Regions from separate parts of the Homo sapiens genome. Here region 2 is linked to region 1. Evidence: read pairs that join two places in POLR2A ChIA-PET (ENCODE). Cell type or tissue: Caco-2. All regions are shown on one strand. Region 1 overlaps GRIN2A (glutamate ionotropic receptor NMDA type subunit 2A). Region 2 has its middle 68 kb from the start of ATF7IP2.

What was found. ChIA-PET counts read pairs that join two places held together with the same protein. Peaks named below come from ENCODE experiments on the same cell type or tissue, not always from the same donor. Only the 100,000 strongest peaks of a DNase experiment are listed, where the experiment ranks them.
Region 2: POLR2A ChIA-PET joins it to region 1 with 10 read pairs; 2 of 35 experiments call an interaction of 5 or more read pairs at or near these places.

The regions. Positions count from the first base shown.
Region 1 is chr16:10,072,832-10,080,831 of GRCh38, reverse strand. The region is part of intron 2 of GRIN2A (glutamate ionotropic receptor NMDA type subunit 2A); the gene reads left to right. Among named protein-coding and RNA genes, the nearest start is that of GRIN2A, 110 kb to the left of the region's middle. RefSeq lists a silencer at 1,946-2,240. In Caco-2, no CTCF peak of the experiment used is centred here; a DNase peak (open chromatin) is centred at 331.
Region 2 is chr16:10,314,480-10,322,479 of GRCh38, reverse strand. No RefSeq gene overlaps it. Among named protein-coding and RNA genes, the nearest start is that of ATF7IP2, 68 kb to the left of the region's middle. In Caco-2, a CTCF peak has its summit at 7,382; DNase peaks (open chromatin) are centred at 3,433 and 6,139.

The sequences.
Region 1 (8,000 bases):
TCAAGTATAATGGGGACAGTCATATGACAGGGCTGGGCCTCCTTGAGGTGGGTGTTTGGATGGTAAGAGGGTCCCAGGCATTGTCATCTGGCTGCAATACAAGGATCTGCAATACAAGGTGAGGGTGATATTGCTTTAAGTAGCGCTCATCTGTACTCCATCGCTCCCTTTGTGTTCTGTGGTGTATAGATCTACCCTGATAAATAGCTGCTGCCGTGGAGAAATCCATCAAGCCTTCAGCCTCTGCATGACTCATTTCCCTGTGGCAGGCGTGTTGCTCGGCTTCCAAGAATAGCCTAGCCTGAGGGATCCAAGCTCGGAATCCCTTCCAACTTTCTGGGCTCTGAAGTTTGGCACCCACAGAGGTCTATGCTTAGGTAACGGGGTGCAGATGGCTTGTCGTTTGCAGAGACAGTGGCTAATAACCATCTCCCTTCCACCTTCGCTTTCTGCAAAAGCCCAGGGCCTGGCAGAGTCACATTGCTTGCAAAGGAAGCCTAATCATAAAAAGGTGCCTTTTGGTGGCTTAAAGATAAGGTAATCAGGAAACCCATTCATTGATTTATTTGCTCATTCAACAAATATTTGATGACTGCCTTGGGAGTGAGAACCACAGCAAGAAACTTAACAGGGGACCTTACAGAGGCAAATCAGATCTCAGTGCTAAGCCCTGAATATACTCTGCTGTTGTGGCAACCAGGCAGGGAGATGATAAGAACAGTAATTGGCATTTATTAAGCACTTACTGTATGTGGTGTATTAAGTACTTTACATGAATCAATTTGATTAATATGCACAAAAGTGCCATCAATTCAGTTCCATGATCATTCTTATTTGCTCGCTGAGAGCAGCATTGCACAGAGGGTAACTTGCTCATTCTCATACAAAGTGCTCATGCAATTCTTCATACAGGAATTGCACCCAGGGTTCTCTGATACAAACACATAAAAATCACACTGATTACACCATTGCGTTATCATAGCAACCTTCTTTCTGTCACTTCTTCCCAGCCTGTGCCAAGCTCTTTCCTGCTTTCTTAGTCTGTTTGGGCTGCTATAGCAAAATGTCATAAACTGGGTAGCTTGTAAGCAACAAACATCTATTTCTTATAGTTCTGTAGGCTGCTTAAGTCCAGGGTCAAGGCACCAGAAGATTCATGTCTGGTGAGGGCCTGCTTCCTTTTTCATAGATGGCTGTCATCATTTTGTTTTGTTCTTCATTGGTAATGGAAGGGGCCGTTGATCTCTCTGGAGCCTCTTTTATCAGGGCATGAATATCATTTATGAGGGCTTGGCCCTCATGACCTAATCACCTCCCAAGGGCCCTACCTCCTAACACCATCACATTGAGGATTAGGTTTTAACATCTGAATTTTGGAGGGATACAGACATTCAGACCATAGTGCCTACCCCATGGGCTTAGCGTTTTCCTCTGCCTGAAACATGGCTGCATTGTCTCCATCTCATTCTTCAGGTCTCCCCTTAAAGGCCAACTCCTTAAGAGGCCTTCCCTGACTACCCAGTCAGTTCTCTCCTATTATTCTCTAGCTTGCACTTTATTTCTTTCACAGCCTTTATCATACTGTGACATTACCATTTTTTTTGGTTGTTATTATCCATATGCCCCTCTCCTCCAGTCCCTACTAGAAATTAAGCTCCCAAAGGCACAGGCCTTGTGTATCTTATTTGTGCTAAGATGGTGCCTGACACCTAGTGAGTCCTCAGTGAGTGTGGTATGGGTGGTTGGAGGAAGGAGCTCGGACCTTCAGTCCTCACAGATGCACAACAAATCTCAGGTGTTGTTGCATGGCTGTTTGAATGAATGGAGCTATGAGCATAAGGCTGTATTGTTATTGTTGTCACTGTCATGATCATGGCTGGTGAAAAACAGAAAGACACTGGGGATTCAGAATGCACAACAGTGTTTGCAATTGCAATGCAGAGACGGTGATGTGGCAGGCAGTCAGTCAGCCAGTCAGTCAGCATGCTCCCTTTCCGGGATCTGCCAGTGGAGTGCACTGTGCCCCATGGATGGGCTTCGGAGGGGGTAGTGGTGACATCAGCTCCCCAGCAGCTTCTCACCTCTCTTGGCCTGAAGGGGGCTGTGCCCTTTGTTTCACTGCAGCTGCTGCAGACAGAGAAAGGAGGAGATTCCCAGCCTCGAGGTTGCCTCGCAGGGCAGTAGCAACCGAGGGCAGAGCACAGAGGAGCAGCTGCATTCTCCATGGGGACATGACTACGTGGCCTGGCTTCTCCTGCCCCCAGGGGCTGGGGGCCTGCCAGGTGCTCTGAGGATTCCCTATTGCTCTTATCTCCTTCCCTCCTGCATCTCAATTTGCCTCCCCCCTGGACTCTGCTTTTCCCCCCTTGTCTTGCCTAATCTGCCACAAGGACATGCTGGAAAGAGGACTTTCTGTGTTCTAGAACATTCTACATGTGTGGCTCCTGAGTCTCACTTTGTCCACCTGTGAAGTGGGCATTATACCCACCGAGAGTGTGGTCACGAGGAACAGACGAGGCTGTCATTTCCCCAGCACGGTTCCAGGCACTTGGCTGGTAAAGCTCTGTGGTGTTTGTTCATCACACTGGACCACAGAGCAACAGTGTCTCACATGTTATGAAGATGTTTCAATCCGTGGACTAAGCACTTCATTATTGTTGTTGTCATTATTATTACTAACATTTTCTAATTTAACAGCTTTATTGAGGCATTGACATGCAATAAACCGCACAGCTGGATGAGTGCTGATGTAGGCATATACCTGTGGAACCATCACCACAATGGTATTCAGCCCTTACCACAACCGCATTTTGCAGATGAGGAAAAAGAGGCTTAGAGAGAGAAATACCTTATCCTGGTTCACGTGGATGGCTAAAAGCAGAGCTGTCTGATCCAGGCCTGAGTTTACCTTGGAGACAAGAAACGTCAGAGATAAGGCTGCAGTCTTAAATATGATGCCACGGAAGGTATCACCAAAAAAAATGGTATTTGGATAAAGACCCTAAAGAGGCTTCAAAGGGAGTGGGCTACGCAGAAGAGCATTCCAAGGAGAGAAAATAGCATATGCAAAGGCCCTGAGGTGGGGGTGTTTTCCAGTGTGTTTCAGAAGCATTTAAGAGGCCAAGCTGGCTTGGGGATGGAAGGAGATGAGGGCAGAAAGGTAACCGGAGGCCAAACTCTAAAGGGCCTTGTAGGACTGTGCAAGGTCTTGCCTGAAACACCATTGCAGGGTTTGGGGCAGATAATAAACATGGACTAATGGGGCCATTCTGGCTTCACTGTTGATACTGGATTGTAAGAGGGCACAGGTGGAAACAGAAGTCATCCAGGTGAGAGGTGGCATGGACCAAACTTGTAGTGGCAGTGGTGAGAGTGTGGGATGTACTGGGTTTACTGATGGATTTGTGCAGAATGAGAGAAAGAGGAGAGTTGGAGATGCCACCAAAATGTTTGGCCTCAGCAACGAAGTCAGGGGCTAATGTGGCTGAGATGGATGATAGACTTGAGATGCCTGTTACACATCCTATTAGTATTTTTTCCCTTTGCTGCTATAACAAATTACACACAGTGGCTTAAAGCACATCAATTTATAATCCTACTGGTCACCCACATCTCACTGGGCTAAAATCAAGGTGCAGTGCTGTGTTCTTTCTGGAGGCTGCAGGGGAGAATCCATTTACTGGGCTTTCCAGCTTTTAGAGGCTGCCTGTACCCTTTGGCTTGTGGTCGCTTCCTCCATCTCCAGTGCCAGCAACATTGCATTCCTCTGTGCCTTTCTTCTGAAGTCACATCTCTTTCTACCCAAAGCCAGGAAAGGTTCTGCACTTGTGACCCTGGTGATGATATTGGCCCCACGCAGGTCATCCAGGATAAATTCCCCTCTGAAGATCTTTAACTGAATCACATTTGCCAAGTCCCCTTTGCTGTGTAAGGTAACATGCTCACAGGTTCCAGGAATTAGGGTGTGGACCTTGTTGGGGACCAGTGCTCTGCCTACTACACACATATCCTGGTGGAGATGCAAGGAGAGACTTTGATGTTTGAGTCTGGCTTTTCAGAAGTGTAGGTAGCTGCAGATGGAATGTTCACAGTGCTCTCGACTCTTCCATATTTACTTTCTGCATTTGTTCAGTCGTCATAGCTCTTTCTCCTCCAGACTATGAGCTGCTTGAGGTAGAACTTGGGTCTTTTCCTCCTTGTGTGTCTCAGAGCCACACCCCAGAGAGTGCTCTGGATTGTCTGTGACAAGAATACAGTTTGAGTTCAAATTTAAACCAAACTCATCTCTTAGATGAGGAGCATCATACAGATCCTAGTGCGTGGGAGGGCCACGGACATGTGTCTCCACCCTGCCTTGCCTGGTAAGAGTTCATGGCAGACCCTAACCCTGCTGAGCTCTTGTTTTAGCTTTTAGGTCCCCACCGTCGCCACTCTGGATACAAACTTGGCATTGTGGCTAGGGGTTTTGTGGGATGGATGCAGCAGTTGTTGCCTCGTCAACATTCTCCTGTGGATGGTTTTTGGGTCAAGGCCCACTGGATCCTGTTGTGAGTTAATTTGCAAAGCTTAGCTGTACCTAATGCAGGAAAGAGGGTAAACAAACACAAGCAGCAGGACAGACTTTGCACCAGTGACTCAGAGGAAGGCCTATGGGGATGGGATCCTCAACCCACTTTGCTTCCTGATGTCCCAGGTGCTGGGCTGGGAGAATGGTCTGGTTAGCCCTATGTCCGATCCTAAGGAACATTCACATTTTGCCATGCTTTTTACAGGTAGCACAATGGGCGCATTTTTCACTCTTGCAGATGGGTCTCGGAATGAACTTCCTTGCATTGAAAAAGGGAGTGGTTTGGATTTTCTCACTGTCTAGAAGCATAGTGGCTAAGGGAATTTCTGGAGTCCCTCTGTCTGGGTTCAGAGCCCAGAGTTATAAACACTAGTTGTAGGATTTTATTTTTTAATTTTTAATTTTTTAGCATATTAATTATATTTAATTCTCTATTTTGGATATTTAGAGCAGCTAGAGGCATTATTTTAGATATTGACGAGATGAATGTCCTTCTAACACTTGTCTGATTATTTTCTTATGAGAAATTCCTAGTACAGAATGTGTTAGTCAAAGGGCTTATTTTTAAGACTTTGATATGTGTCATCAAGGTGCCCTGTAGGGTGACTGTCCTGGATGACACTCATTTTGATGGACTGGTTCCTTTTTATTGTGGTAGAATATATATAACCTAAAATTTACTATTCTAACCATTTTTAAGTTCAGTGGCGTTAAGTACATTCACATTGTTGTGCAATCATCATCAGTATCCATCTCCAGAACTTTTCCATCGTTCCAAATCGAGTCTCTGTACTTACTTGCAATCACTCTCCATTCCGCCCCGCTGCTTGGTCCCTGGTAACTACTATTCTACTTTCTGTCTCTATAAATTTGCCTATTTTAGGTATCCCATATAAGTAGAGGCATACAAATTTATCTTTTTGTGATACGGGACTTTAGACAAGTCACGTCATTTCTCTAGGGCTCAGTTTCCTAATCTGATTTAGTATGACTGTGAAACTCTCAAACTCAGGATGAAAGGGAAGGAGGGAGGAGGACCTTTAAGTGATCAACCAAAATTTACTAGGTGCTGACTACGCGCCAGGTACTGGATACCATTATATTCCCCGACATGCAGATGAGGAAACTGCATAGGAGAGGACCCATGCAAAGTCCCAGCAAGTTCAGGGCTGAGATTTTAACCCATGTGGCCTGGCGTCAGAACCACATTCTCAATGCCTACACTGGGCTGTCCTTTGATAATAATGGAAACTCCTTCATTGGAGGATTCTTTGAAGGATTGAGCCAGAAATTTTATCTATGTATAATAGCACTTAGGCCAGCAAGGAGAAATTGGTCAATAAGTGATACCTAGTCTTACGTTTAAATGTTTTTGAGATATAATTCACATAAAATTTATCATGTTAAAGTTCACAGTCCAATGCTTTTTAGTATATTGACTATATTGTGCAACCATCACCACTCCCTAATTCTAGAACAGTTCCAAAACCACAAAAAGAAACCTCATATTTTTAGCCGTCACTCTGTCTCCCTTTGTCCCCAGCCCTAGAAACCATGGATCTACTTTTTGTCTCTATGGATTTGCCTATTCTGGAAATTTCATGTAAATGGAATTGTATAATACATGGCCTTTTGCGTCTGGTTTCCTTCACTTAGCATAATGTCTTCAATGCCCATCCATGTTGTAGAAGGTATCAGTACTTCATTCCTTTTTATGGGTGTATAACATTCCATTGAATGGCCATATCATATCTTGTTTATCCCTTCATTGATTGTAGGATGTTTAGATTGTTTCCAGTTTTTGGCTGCTATCAGTAATGCTGCTATGAACACTTACATACAAGTTATTGTTTGAACATCTGTTTTCAGTTCTCTTGGGTATATACATACCTAGAAATGGAATTGCTGGATCATATAGGAGTTCTATGTGTAGCTTTTTGAAGAACTGTCGTACTGTTTTCCATAGCAGCTGTACCATTTTACATTCTCACAATCAGTGTACGGGGTTTCTTATTTCTCCACATCCTGGTCAACATTTGTTATTTCCATTCTTCTGAATTTAGCCATCCTGGTGAGTGTGAAGTGCTATCTGATTGTGATTTTGATTTGCATTTCTCTAATCACTGTTTGTATTGAGCATATTTTTATGTGCTTAGTGGCTGTTTGTATGCCATCTTGTAAGAAATGTCTATTGAGACCCTTTGCCTTTTTTAAAAACGGAGTCGCCTTTCTATTGTTGAGTTGTGAGTGTTCTCTATGTACCCTGGATACTAGACTTTTATGAGATATATAATTTGCAAATATTTTCTGTGTGTCGTGTTTTCACTTCGTTTTTTTTTTTTTTGTGACGGGGGTCTCACTCTGTCACACAGATTGGAGTGCAGTGGCACGATCTCAGCTCACTCACTGCAACCTCCGCCTCCCAGGCTCAAGTGATTCTCCTGCCTCAGCCTCCTGAGTAGCTGGGATTACAGGCACGTGCTACTGTTGCCCGGCTAATTTTTTTTTTTTTTCTGGATTTTTAGTAGAGATGCGGTTTCACCATGTTGGCCAGGCTGGTCGTATTTTCACTTCTTAATAGTGCCCTTTGATGAATAAAAGTTTTTAATTTTGACAAAGGGTGAAGGATGTCTAATATTTTGTCTATGATCCATTTTTCACCTCTAGGCCCACTTTTTTGACCCTCACACATCACGGTAGATTAGGAATTTCTTAATGCTGTACTGGTTTTGGAGGTAAGGAAGATGGGACTAGCCCACTTTGCTTTGTCAGGCTGAGAGGGAAGAAGTGATTCCATTGAGCCAGGACTTCAGTGGCCAAAACTACCTCCCCTGGCTTCAGAATCCCTTCCCCAGACCAACCCTGCGTGATATCAGCATGTGGTAAAACACTCCTGTGTCTTTAGAGACTGCAGTCTATAAATGATTTTTCTGTCTTCCATGGGCCTTGCCTGCAAGCACTTTCCATCTTTCCCTAGGTTTCAGGAATGCTCAAGAATTACGGGATCTTGACTGGGCACGGTGGCTCACACCTGTAATCCCAGCATTTTGGTAGGCCAAGGCAAGTGAATCATTTGAGGTCAGGAGTTTGAGACCAGCTTGGCCAACATGGTGAAACCCCATCTCTACTAACAATACAAAAACTAGCCAGACGTGGCGGTGGGTGCCTGTAATCCCAGCTACTTGGGAGGCTGAGGGAGGGGAATCTCTTGAACTAGGGAGGAGGAGGTTGCAGTAAGCCGAGCTTGGGCCACTGTACTCCAGCCTGGGCCTGGGCAACGAAAAGAGACTCTGTCTCAAAAAAAAAAAAAAAAAAAAAGGGGGTCTTGTCACTGAGTTTCCTCATCTTGCCTCTGCCTCTGAGCACATTTTTCCTTCTGCTTCTCCACCATAATGAAAACCAGCCATAGGCTTTGACTACTCTCTATTCTCTA
Region 2 (8,000 bases), 240 kb before region 1:
TGCTTGAACCTGGGAGGCGGAGGTTGCAGTCAGCTGAGATCAGGCCATTGCGTTCTGGTGACAGAGTGAGACTCCATCTCAGAAAAAAAAAAGAAAGTCCTTGCCTTTCCATGTGACCCCTGCTTTCGAAGCCTTATTAGAAGGGGTGCCCAACTTTATATCTTCTTGGTTCCCCCTTCTTTCAAGTTTCTTTCCTTAAAGCTGCTGAGAATGTAGCTCATTTATGTAGGGGCCAGCTGCTGTGCACAGGGTAAAATGGATAAAAAGCATGCCTCTGAGGATAACAAATGTGGTTGGCCTTGGTGAGATGGGAGTGGAGCAGATAAAGGCCCTTGGAAAAAAGAATAAGGAGCTGAAAAATGTCACATGTCTCTGGGAAAGGGAGAAATCATTATAGAACAAGAGAAGTAAACACTTAGAGCCTGGCTTAAAAGAGAAAACAACCAAGACGCCAGCCCTTGGGCAGAGAGAAGAGGACGTTGGAGGGGGGGGGCAGGTATGGTTCAAGGAAGAGCAACTGAGAGAGGAAGGAATGGGGGCTGGGGGTATGTAAGCCATGTCTGCAGCTGCTTCTTAGACCTACATAGCAAGGGCATGTCTTTACTCCCATCAGTTGGGAAACAGATGTAAAAGCCTTCCAAATTAATAACAAAGCTAAGGCTGAGCGTAGTGGCTCAGTCTTGCAATCCCAGAACTTTGGGAGGCCAAGGTGGGAGGATCACTTGGGGCCAGGAATTTGAGACCAGCCTAGGCAACATAGTGAGACCCTGTCTCTACAAAAAATGAACAAAATTAGCCAGGCATGATGGTGCGTTGCCTACAGTCCCAGCTACTCAGGAGGCTAAGGTGAGAGGATCACTTGAGCCCAGGAGGGTGAGGCTGCACTTAGTCAAGCTCATGCCACTCTGCACTCCAGCCTGGGCAATAGAGCGAGACCCTGTCTCAAATATACATACATACATATATATATATATATATATATAAAAATATAAAAATATATATATAAAAATATATAAAAATATATATATAAATATATATAAAATATATAAAAATATATGTAAATATATATGTAAATATATGTAAATATATATAAATATATGTAAATATATAAAAATATATGTAAATATATGTAAATATATATAAATATATGTAAATAAATATATGTAAATATATATAAATATATATATAAATATATATATAAATATATATACATATATATAAATATATATACATATATATAAATATATATACATATATATACATATATATAAATATATATAAATATATAAATATATATAAATATATATAAATATATAAATATATAAATATATATAAATATATATAAATATATAAATATATATAAATATATATATAAATATATATAAATATATATAAATATATATAAATATATATAAATATATATAAATATATATATAAATATATATAAATATATATAAATATATATAAATATATATAAATATATATATAAATATATATAAATATATATAAATATATATAAATATATATAAATAAATATATATATAAATATATATATAAATATATATAAATATATATATATAAATATAAATATATATAAATATATATATAAATATATACATAAATATATATAAAAAATATATAAAAATATACACAAATATATATATAAAATATATAAATATATATAAATATATATAAAAATTATATATATAAATATATATATAAATTATAGATATAAATATATATATAAATTATAGATATAAATATATATAAATTATATATATAAATAATATATATAAATATATATAAAAATTATATATATAAATATATAAAAATTATATATATATAAATATATATAAATATATATATAAATATATATAAATATATATAAATATATATAAATATATATAAATATATATATAAATATATATAAATATATATAAATATATATATATAAAGTGATTTTTCTTTTCTTGTTTTTTTGAGATGGTATCTTGCTTTGTTGCCCAGGCTGGAGTATAGTGGTGTGATCTTGGCTCACTGCAACCTCGGCCTCCTGGGTTCAAGTGATTCTCCTGCCTCAGCCTCCTGAGTAGCTGGAATGACAGGCATATGCCACCATGCCCGGCTTTTTTTTTTTTTTTTTAATTAGACAGGGAGTTTCACCATGTTGGCCAGGCTGGTTTAGAACTCCTGACCTTGGCCGGGCGCGGTGGCTCACGCCTGTAATCCCAGCACTTTGGGAGGCTGAGGCAGGCGGATCACAAGGTCAGGAGATGGAGACCATCCTGGGTAACACGGTGAAACCTCGTCTCTACTAAAAATACAAAAAATTAGCTGGGCGTGGTGGCACACGCCTGTACTCCCAGCTACTTGGGAGGCTGAAGCAGGAGAATCACTTGAATCCGGGAGGCAGAGGTTGCAGTGGGCCGAGATGGCACCACTGCACTCCAGTCTGGGTGACAGAGCAAGACTCTGTCTCAAAAAAAAAAAAAAAAAAAAAAAAAAGAAACAACTGTTATGATTCATTTATCAGAAAATATGTCTTTTAGATGTGGCAGGCCCTGGGGAGATTGCAGTGAACAAGACTGACTGGGTCTCCACTTGCATGGGAGTCCAATTCTACTAGGAAGGAAGGACAAAACGGGTAAGTGGTCAGATACATAAGATCCATTGTAACTGGGCGCAGTGGCTCACGCCTGTAATTGCCTAGCCAACATGATGAAACCCCAACTCTACTAAAAATACAAAAATTATCTGAGCATGGTGGTACACACCTGTAATCCCAGCTACTCAGGTGGCTGAGTCACGAGAATTGCTTGAACCCAGGAAGTGGGAGGTTGCAGTGAGCCAAGATAACGCCACAGCATTCCAGCCTGGGCAACAGAACAAGACTCTGTTTCAAAAAAAAAAAAAAAAAAACCATCATTATCATTTGGGGTAATTGTTATGATGAAAACAAGTGAGGAGCTGAGAGTTGAAAGGGGCATGGCCTGGGAGAAGACCTTTGCTGTGTAGGTTGGCATGGAAGGTCTTTCTGCAAAGGTGAGATTTCCTGCCACATGAGGGAGGAGTAGAAGTCAGCCAGGCAAGGCTCTGGGGAAAGAGCAACACAGGCAGAGGTCAGAGCTGTGCAGAGAGACAAAACCTTCCAATGGGAGAAACTGGTTCGGGGGAACTGGCACATGGTAAAACTGGCCCAAGAACTAGGAGCCGGATTATGCGATTAAGACAAATGCAGCGGAGACAGTAGTGATGGTTTTTTGTAAACAGGGGTGTGATATAGATATGCTTTATCTCATTGAAGATGACACTGGTTTCGGTATGGAGAATGGAATGGAGAAGAGTGGGATTAGACGGGTTTCCTGATTCTATCCGCACAGGAGACTGATTTCTTCCCACTTCTGCTCATCACATTGGCTGAACCCAGCAGATCACTGCCCGGTTGTCTGTCCTACAGAGGGAAACGATCGTCATAGCCACAAAGAAAACACAGCCCATTATCTTACCTGTGTCAATAGACAACAAAGAAACAGGTCACATTACACAATTTTCTGTTCATGGAGTGGACCTTTTCACATTGATTGACCTGGTACAATGTGGCCATTTTCTTAAAATGTCAGGGGCCATTGTCTTATCTGTGCAAGGCCCTGGGAAAGCTTCTTATTCTTGTGAGCAGTGCGTGAAGACTCTTTCTAATTATAGCCCTTCTGAATTCCTTGTCCTTTCCTTTAAATAAAGTGTCTAGCCATATGTTCAATGAGTAGTAATCTAAGTTTTATATCTTGCTTCATTTTCTTTGGAATCTGTTGGTGTCAGTGTTTTTTACAGTGTTACTGTAAAAATGTACTGAACTTTGGTTGAGAAAACTGGCTTTTCTGGAGATAAAGCAATTTTTAAAAAGAGGTTGTGTGGGAGTCTGTGTCCTGGTTGCAGAAATAGTGAAATCAGGCCTTTCAACTAATTCTCAACTTAGAATTTAGCTAGCTTTTTCAATGTTAACTGTTTTGCCTCGATTAAAACCCATTTGTTTGCAGTTCAAAATCATCTTGTGCTTATAAGTAAGGTCATGGAGTATCTCACCCAGAGATAGCCAGAGTTAGAGAAAAGCAGTGACTAAATAAAACACATTGACTATATATGAGAACAGAAACAGATGTAATTTTTTTTTTGAGACAAAGCCTGGCTTTATCGCCCAGACTGGGTGCAGTGGCACAATCTCAGTTCACTGTAACCTCTGCCTCCCAGGCTCAAGCGATCCTCCCACCTCAACCTCCTGAGTAGCTGGAACTACAGCCATGCACCACCATGCCTGGCCAATTTTTGTATTTTTTGTAGAGACGGGGTTTTACCGTGTTGCTCAGGCTGGTCTCAAACTTGTGAGCTCAAGCAATCTGCCCACCTTGGCCTCCCAAAGTGCTGGGATTACAGGTGTGAGCCACCATGCCTGGCCCAACAGACATAATTTTTTATTCCTGAATTAAGCCATACTGAGATCAGGAATACTTTTCAATATCCTTATATTAAATAATATAGGGAGCAAGCATAAAACTCTTAGCTGCCCATTCCAGGAAATCCTTGCCTTAGCAGGTGAGACTGTGAAATAGCTAAAATAGGTTGCTCATCAAGATTTGCTTCAAGGCTAAATGTGGTGGCTCATAGCTGTAATCTGACACTTTGGGAGGCCAAGGCAGAAGGATCACTTGAGGCCACCAGTTCAAGACCAGCTTGCGCAACTAAGCTCTAGAAAAATTAAAAAATTAGCAGGGTGTGGTGGCACCCATGTGTCATCCCAGCTACTTGGGAAGTTGAGGCAGGAGGATCACTTCAGCCCAATCATAGCTCACTATGGTCAAGTTTTGGAGTCATTGGTTATGCAGCAATAGCTAACTGATACATACAGCGGACACTGTTTATTATCTAAAAACATCCATTTCCCTCTCTTCTCAGCTAACAGAATTCAATCTTTTTTTTTTTTGAGATAGGGTCCTCCTCCATTGCTAAGGCTAGAGTGCAGTGGTGTGATCACATCTTACTGCAGCCTCGACCTCCAAGGCTCAAGGGATCCTCCCACCTCAGCCTCCCAAGTAGCTGGGACTACAAGTGTGTGCCACCATGCCTAGCTAGTTTTTAAAAATGTTTGTTTATTTATTTATTTATTTATTTATTTATTTATTTATTTTTTTGAGATGGAATCTCGCATTGTCACCTGGGCTGGAGTGCAGTGGCACAATCTTGGCTCACTGCAACCTCCACCTCCCAGGTTCAAGCAATTCTCCTGCCTCAGCCTCCCAAGTAGCTGGGATTACAGGCACCCGCCACCACGCCCAGCTAATTTTTTTGTATTTTTAGTAGAGATGGGGTTTCACTGTGTTGGCCAGGCGGGTCTTGAATTCCTGACCTTGTGATCCACCCGCCTGGGCCTCCCGAAGTGCTGGGATTACAGGTGTGAGGCACCACGTCCGGCTTAAAAATTTTCTGTAGAGACGAGGGTCTCCCTGTATTGGCCAGGCTGTTCTTGAACTCCTGGCCTCAAGTAATCCTCCTTCCTTGGCTTCAAAAAGTGCTGGGAGTACAGGTGTGAGCCACCATGCTCAGCAGAATTCAATTCTGTTGAGAGTATTTGACCTTAGGGCAGGTAGGTAGTGGCTAATTATATTGCCCCACATTGCGGGCTACACATAGGTATGGGCACATGGTCCAGCTTGGCTTCCCATGGGACCACCATCTAGGTGACTATGATAAGCTCAAAGATGAGCATGTGAATTGAGGTATGCCAGTGTGAACCCCACATATCTGAGGCAGGTCTCAGTCAACTCAGAAAGTTTATTTTGCCAAAGTTAAGGATGTGCGCCTGTAACCCAGCCTCAGGAGGTCCTGATGACATGTGCCAAGGTGGTCAGGGCAAAGCTTGGTTTAATAAATTTTAGGGAGACGTGAGACATCAATCAATGAATGTAAGATATATATTGGTTCCATCCAGAAAGGTGGAACAACTTGAAGCAGGGAGGGGGCTTCCAGGTCATACATAGGTAGATAAGAGACAAATGGTTGCATTCTTTTGAGTTTCTGTTTAGCCTCTCCAAAGGTGGCAATCGGACATACATTTATCTCAGTGAGCAGGGGGATGACTTTGAATTCTGTCTTTTGTCCACAAGGAAATTCCTTTTGAGGGAGGTATGTAGCCTTTTTTTTTTTTTTTTTTTTTTTTTTTTTTTAGGAGTCTCGCTCTGTCACCCAGGCTGGAATGCAGTGGTGAGATCTCAGCTCACTGCAACCTCTGCCTCCCGGGTTCAAGCGATTCTCCTGCGTCAGCCTCCCGAGTAGCTGGGACTACAGACTCGTGCCACCATGCCCAGCTAATTTTTTGTATTTCTAGTAGAGATGGGGTTTCAACGTGTTAGCCAGGATGGTCTTGATCTCCTGACTTCGTGATCCACCCGCCTCGGCCTCCCAACGTTCTGGGCCTCAAAAAGTGCTGGGATTACAGGTGCCAGCCACCATGCTTGGCCGGTATGTAGCTTTTATCTTTTTGAGGAAAACAGTGGGAGGCAGGTTTGCCCTATGCAGTTCTCAGCTTGACTTTCCCTTTGGCTTAGTGATTTTGGGGTCCCAAGATTTATTTTCCTTTCACGCTAATCAGTTCCTCTCTAGAGTTTTACATATGGAGGCGAGATGTGAGAAAAATTATGGCTGACATGGGGGCTAAGTCAGATTGATTTGTTTTAGACAAAAATGAATTTTATATCTGAATATTTTGGAGAAAATTCATGCAACTCCTATCTGCATAATAAATTCACTGCCACAGTGAACTTAAATGTCACCTTGGCCGGGTGCGGTGGCTCACGCCTGTAATCTCAGCACTTTGGGAGGCCGAGGTGGGTGGGTCATCTGAGGTTGGGAGTTCAAGACCAGCCTGACCAACATGGTGAAACCCCGTCTATACTAAAAATACAAAATTAGCCAGGCATGGTGGTGCATGCCTGTAATCCCAGCTACTCAGGAGGCTGAGGCAGGAGAATCACTTGAACCTGGGAGGCGGAGGTTGCGGTGAGCTGAGATCACACCATTGCACTCCAGCCTGGGCAACAAGAGCGAAACTCCATCTCAAAATAAATAAATAAACAAATAAATAATGTCACTTCCATCAACATATGAACTGCACTACAAGATAATAGTGAGCCTTTAGACTTTTGGGAAGAGAAATACCAAATAAAAATAAGATGATACATAATCATTTTTATGACTCCCACTGAAATTTTCTTTTTTGCCTGGATGAAAACAGTTGAAGCAATGGATTCTCATAATGAGTAAGAGAATCGGGTCAAATGAACCCGTCTCCAAGGAGATTTAAAATGCTTTTCAAACCCTCTTGATAGTAACCACGATTTATGCATTTTCTTTGAATTCTATTATTCTGGGCCCAGCTTGCCGGCTTGTCTTACATCATTATTTTAGACTAAAGCTCCATCTTCTGGAGAAGGAATGATATATAACAACTACTCAACACATTGACTAACAGTCAAACTCAATTTGGAAGTTCCTGAGATGGTGTCTTTCTTAGTCATCTCAACAATTTCTCATTGGCAGCTCATTTTTCCCCCTCTGGAAAGAATGTCATCTCAGTGGGGCATGGATGCTAGATGGAAGCTATTGATCACCTTCCCATTCTTGAGGGGAGATTCATAGCCTACTTCTATTTTTATGTTTATGGTTTCTGCAGCAGGAGACTGATTGGAATAATTCCCCTCCCCTCTGCATGTTCCTCGTATCATTGAATAGGTACCGGGTATTATTTTCATATTCTCTAGAGAAATCTATTTATCTGCAGCTCTTGCTATATTTTATTCATATGGTCTATTCTGAAGCTCCTTTTGAATGCAAATATTTTATTTTATTTTATTTTATTTTGAGACAGGATCTTGCTCTGTTGCCCAGGCTGGAGTGCAGTGGCATAATCAGCTTACTGCAGCCTCAACCTCCTGGGCTCAAGTGATCCTCCC